Regions from separate parts of the Homo sapiens genome. Here region 1 is linked to region 2. A link is a contact called in ENCODE Hi-C or POLR2A ChIA-PET data. All regions are on one chromosome and are shown on one strand. Each heading gives the region's core, a stretch centred on a gene start or an enhancer-like site at or near the end of the contact. The rest is flanking DNA. Distances are from core to core; before and after follow the strand shown.

Region 1 (2,700 bases), core at 70-2,569, 290 kb before region 2:
TGACAACTTTCCAAAACCTCCACCCCTCCCTTTTCCTCACTCCTTTCATCCTCCGTGGGTTCCGGGTTTTCCTCCTGGGACAGGGACTCCTGGCTCGGGCACGGGCCCTCCACAGCGGCAGCCTCGCCTTCCCGCAGAGCAGGCCCACAGGGGGTCCTCTCCTGGGGGCCCCTGGCCAGTTCTTGGCTATTGCCAGACTCTTTGGGGGTGGGCTTTTTCTCTTCCAAGGCCTGAATGACGTCCTCAGGAGCTCGGGGAACTTCTCTCAGCTGTCTCACACGCTCTCTTTTCTTTCTCCTTAAATGAATCCAGGAGTTTTCTATGGCCGTTAGGAAAAGGCTGACTTCCTCTTTTCCACAGGGAACTCGTTTATGCTGGACCTGTTTGGAGGAAAAACAGAATTTTGTGGGAAATCACGTTTCCCCTCTCTCCAAACTCTCAATAAAAAAAAAAAGAAAAAAGAAAAAAGAGAAGGATCATTATGAGTACTTCGTCAATATGGTTAAGCAGGTACCTTCAAATCAGTGAGAATTTTTTCAATCCATGTCGTGACAACGACTATGCCTTCCGCCGTCTCCGAGCGCAGAGGTGATGCTTTGAGGGATAATTCCTTCATCACGGACGCCAGCACCACGAATGTTATGGGTTTTCTCGGTTTCTCTAATTTTCTTCGCTTACTTGGTGGTGACTGCAAGAAAAAGGAAGCATAGAAAAGAGAAGAAAGTTATCCGAATAATTAAACCTCATGCATTGTAATGAACTCAGAGAAAATTTCCACAACTTCTGCTACCAATCATAGAGCACTGAAAACACAAAGGGTTTTGTGTGTGTTATGTCCAGCACTTAAAACAACCCTGCAAGGTGCAGTCATTCACGCCTATAATCCCAGCACTTTGGGGGGCCATGGCAGGAGCATCACTTGAGCCCAGGAGTTTGAGATCAGCCCCAGCAACATAGTAAGACCTCCATCTCTAAAAAAACGTTTAAAACTAGTCAGCCACAATGGTGTATGCCTGTGGTCCCGGCTACTCTGAAAGCAGAGGAGGGAGGATCATTTGAGCCCAAGACTTCCAGGCTGCAGGGAGCTCTGATTGCGCCACCGCAATCTAGCCCAGGAAACGGGGTGAGACCCTGTCTCTTAAGAAAAAAAAAATTTTTAATTAAAAAAATAAGAACCCCACAAGATAGTTTAGGCATCTCCAGGAAAACGAAGATACAGAAAGGCTATGTCACACAGCTCAAGGTCACACAGTAACTGCAGTTAGGACTGAACGCCGAACCCACGTTCTTTCCAGCCGCACCGCACTGCCTTTGTTCTGGCTATCAGATGTAACTCCTCCAACTGCTAAACGTCCTTCGTGTACCTGTGGTACCCAAAGCAGACCTGCACAATTATTTATTTCATGACAACTCGAGGACCCTGGGGGCACTGTGTTCTTGGCTGGAAAGAACTGCAGGGCAGAAACATCATCAACTTGTAGTTTGAGTTTATATTGGCTGAGGCTTGAGATAAAGCAGCCGGTGAACCACAGCCATGAGATGACATGCGAGGAAGGATCAGGGCCACTAAGATCACGTGGGCAGAGGAGGAGGACTCCTGAATCGTGGCTGATGTCGGGACCAAGCCGGCGGCGAGCTAAGCACTGCCTTTTAGCTGGGGAGGGTGACACCGGCGCTGATGAGAAGACTGGATTTCAAAGCTGGTTCCAAGAAAATCACGACTGGCATCTTCCATTCTATCTCAAGCTGGGAAGGTGAATTATACCCTACCCACTAGAGGGACTCAAGTTCCACTTTAAAAACCAATGGCACCTGCCGGGCGCGGTGGCTCATGCTTGTAATCCTAGCACTCTGGGAGGCCGAAGCAGGCAGATCACTTGAGGTCAGGAGTTCAAGACCATCCTGGCCCACATGGTGAAACCCCGTCTCTACCAAAAATACAAAAATTAGCTGGGCATGGGGGCACGCACCTATAATCCCAGCTACTCGGGAGGCTGAGGCAGAAGAATTGCTTGAACCCAGGAGCCAAAGGTTGCAGTGAGCCAAAGGTTGCAGTGAGCCGAGATTGTGCCACTGCACTCCAGTCTGGGCCTGGGCAACAAGAGTGAAACTCCGTTTTAGAAAAAAAAAAAAACAAAACCAATGCCACCACTGTATTGAAAATTTATTTATTCATTTATTTATTTTTGAGATGGAATCTCACTCTGTCACTGGAGTGCAATGGCGCCATCTCGGCTCACTGCAACCTCCACCTCCGGTTTCAAGCGATTCTCCTGCCTCAGCCTCCCAAGTACCTGGGACTACGTCACCAAGCCCAGCCAATTTTTGTATTTTTAGTAGAGACGGGGTTTCACCATGTTGGCCAGGATGGTCTCGATCTCTTGACCTCGTGATCCACCCACCTCGGCCTCTCAAAGTGCTGGGATTACAAGTGTGAGCCACCGTGTCCAGCCTGAGAATTTCTTTCTTTAAAGTAGAAACTTTAGGCTGGGTGTGGTGGCTTATGCCTGTAATCCCAGCACTTTCGGAGGCCGAGGCGGCCGGATGGATTGAGCTCAGGAGTTTGAGACCAGCCTGGCCAACATGGTGAAACCCCATCTCTAGTAAAAATACAAAAATTAGCCGGGTGTGGTGGCCGCGCCTGTAATTCCAGCTACTCGGGAGGCTGAGGCAGGAGAATCACTTGAACCCAGGAGGTGC
Region 2 (2,700 bases), core at 29-2,528:
GCGTTAAGACCACAAGTCCCAACTGAGGACAGTCGACGGAGGAGGGAGGGACTGGGGGACAGGAGTAGCTCTGCACCTCCACTGCCACCCAGAGCAAAGAGGGCCTGAGGAAGATGACGACTGAGGGCCTGGGAAGGGGATTCCAGCCCCAAGGCTGGAGTCTGAGACACGGTGGAGGGAACAGAAGGAAGAGAAGGGGCTCAGGAGAAAGGGAAAGCAGGCCCCACCCGAGACAAGCTGCAGCCACTGCCACAGTCACCACCATACAGCCCCCATGGGGGATCGCTGGGAGCTTGACTCCACACTAACGACCTTTGCCTTAAAAACAGCAACTCTGGTCTGACCCACTTTTCGCAATAAGGCAGGTTAATGATCAAGTTCTGGCACAAACACTTCCCCCTGCCAAGGAGTTTGGCTCTGCCCCATGCAAAGGCAGACGCCCCCTACACCAGGTCGGCCGAGCAGGCCAACACACCTGAGAGTCTCCGCCACAGCCTGAAGACCTGCGGTTATAGCCTGGCCTCAGGGCATGAACCAGGGACGCCCCTCACAACGCACACCCCGCACCTCGTGCTCTTCCCACAAACCAAGCCTGGGAAGCCTCGAGCGGAGCTTCACTCCCAGGGCTGCAGCCCTGCGCACAGGGGATGCCTGGGAGGCCGCCGCGGAGCAGGTGCCGAAGGGGGCTGTCCCGCAAACGTCGGAGCGACCCCAGCTCAGAGAGCTCCCATGCTCGGGCGCAGAGGGGGTGGGGCCGCCGATTCTTTCGGTCTGCGGCGGCGGCGCACCCCGAAACCGCGTGTGCGCGCACGTGTCCCCGCGATGAGGCGCGCGTGTGCCCGCCGAGGGTGCCAGCCGAGGCTGCCCTCCACGGGACCGCACGTGCGAAACCCGGGCCGCAGCCGGGGGCGACTGTGAAGGTGACCTTCAGCGCGGGGGCGACCCGGTGAAGGCCCCAGCGAGATACAACCGGGCCCGACGCGGAGGGAAGGCGGCGATCCCCGCGGAGTCCCGAACCCGCCCGCCCTGGTCCGGCGCCCCCCGCCCAGCGGCCCGCTGGCCCTGGCCCCGCTCACCGGCCGCGCCCGGCCGCCCCTTGCCCCCGGCCTGCGAGCCGTGTTCCCGGGCGCTGTCGGCCGGGGCGGCCGCCGGCAACTCGTCCGTCTTGATAACCATGGTGGCGGGAGCGGGCGTCCGCCTCGGCTGTCCGCGCCGCCCGCCGCGCCACTAACCCAAGTGCCCTGCGCGCCGCGGCTGCTGAGGGAAGGACGGAGTCACCGGCCCACGTGGTGCGCGCCGTGGCCTTTGACCCCGCCGCCGTTTCCCTGCCCCACCCTCGCGCCCGGCCCAGCCCACGGCGGCCCGCGAGGGACAAAACGCGCCGCGCCTGGTTCCCCGCCCACGGACGCGGTGACTTTCCAGAACGTCTTAAAGGCAACGCACTCTGACTCAAGGCCCAGGGAGGCTGGGCGCCCTCGCGGGGCGGGGCCTCGGGGAGACTCCCTGCTGCTCGCTGCCCGTCGGGCGGGCACTGTGACCTTGGGTGGAGACTGGTCTGGTTCTGCCATGGCTAATCCTCCCCTCTCCAAGGATCCCCTGTTTTCTCTTGCAGATTTGCTAAATGACCGCGCAGTCTGTCATCTGCGGTGTTCGCGTGACCCTCAGCGCCCTCCCCACCCGGCAGGCCCTTTCCCGCCGAATGGGTGCGGCTGGATTATTGAGGGAGTGGAGGGTCGCTTAGGGCACGGGCACGAGAGGCGAGGGCGAGACGTGGCTAATGGGGATCAAGAGTCAGAATGGACCCGCCAAACTTTGCCCCGAGCCAGAACGGGCTCCCTACCCGCGTCCTCGACCCATGGGTCCTCACCTCCAGGCTGGTGTCCTCATTTTACAGTGGAGGAGGCCGAGACCAAGGTCACACAGAGAGCAAGGGGTAGAGCCGGGTCTGACTCCATCCACAGCCAGGACGCTTTAACTCGTATTTTTCACTTGGCAGGGGCTTGGCGGGGACGGAACGGTGAGGTCAGAGAATGCTGCAGAGGGGACATTGGGACCAGGTCTTGCAGTGAGTTGAAGTGCTCCAGGCAGAGAGCGCCGGTGGGTCTTTCCTGGCCAGGCCGCAGGGGGCCTTTGGGAAGCACCCGAGGCCTATAACCTTCGGAGCGTTTGTCAAGCTCTAATGAGAACTGGAAAGCTTCAGCTTCCCGAGGTGGGCTGGGAGGGCCTTAGGTAGGGCCTCGCACAAATTGCGAAGGAAAGCCGACCTTGTTCTGGAGAGCACGTGGTGAGGAAAGCCAGCGACTTGATGTGAGCATTTAAACGGGAGGAAGGAAGATGAGAACTGGTAAGATTCTTCTCGGCCGGGCGGTGCAGCGGCTCACGCCTGTAATCCTAGCACTTTGGGAGGCCGAAGCCAGGCGGATGACTTGAGTTCAGGATTCGGAAGTTTGAGACCAACCTGGGCAACATTTCAAAACCCCCGTCTCTACAAAAAATATTGTTTAAAAAAAGCCAGGTGTAGTGGCACGCGCCTGTAGTCCCAGCTACTTGGGAGCTGAGCTGGGAGTATCACTCAGGACGGCTCAGATTGAGCCCAGGAGTTCCAAGCTGCAGTGAGCTATGATCGCACCACTGCACTCCTGCCTGGGTGACACAGACACCGTCTCAAAAAAAAAAAAAAAAAAAAAGCCGGGCGCGGTG

What was found. Hi-C counts contacts between places; a loop is a spot of excess contacts on that map. ChIA-PET counts read pairs that join two places held with the same protein, here RNA polymerase II (POLR2A). Pooled maps may share reads with other maps.
Region 1: a map of sigmoid colon shows a loop between it and region 2 (5-fold over the local background). The contact joins the enhancer-like site here to the promoter of CLUH in region 2. A Hi-C loop is called at or near these places in 7 of 168 maps with a recorded cell type or tissue (Right ventricle myocardium inferior, dorsolateral prefrontal cortex, head of caudate nucleus and 4 more), 1 of 37 single-sample maps with no recorded cell type and 15 of 50 pooled maps. POLR2A ChIA-PET finds 5 or more read pairs at or near these places in 2 of 52 experiments (activated CD4-positive, alpha-beta memory T cell and activated T-cell).

The regions. Positions count from the first base shown.
Region 1 is chr17:2,420,217-2,422,916 of GRCh38, forward strand. METTL16 (methyltransferase 16, RNA N6-adenosine) reads right to left here. Exons shown (of 10, transcript NM_024086.4): 9 at 515-688; 10 at 1-380. Among named protein-coding and RNA genes, the nearest start is that of MNT, 21 kb to the left of the region's middle. Within about 2 kb of position 1,320, at least 3 of the 41 ENCODE cell types and tissues checked have a DNase peak (open chromatin) inside an H3K27ac peak, as active enhancers do.
Region 2 is chr17:2,710,486-2,713,185 of GRCh38, forward strand. It overlaps CLUH (CLUH binding protein of NUMT mRNA), which reads right to left and starts at 1,279. Exons shown (of 26, transcript NM_001366661.1): 1 at 1,077-1,279. The coding sequence starts at 1,176. It overlaps LOC105371592 (a long non-coding RNA gene), which reads left to right and starts at 1,824. Exons shown (of 2, transcript NR_136412.1): 1 at 1,824-1,914; 2 at 1,997-2,348. RefSeq lists enhancers at 752-1,648, 1,649-2,544 and silencers at 1,158-1,277, 1,408-1,587.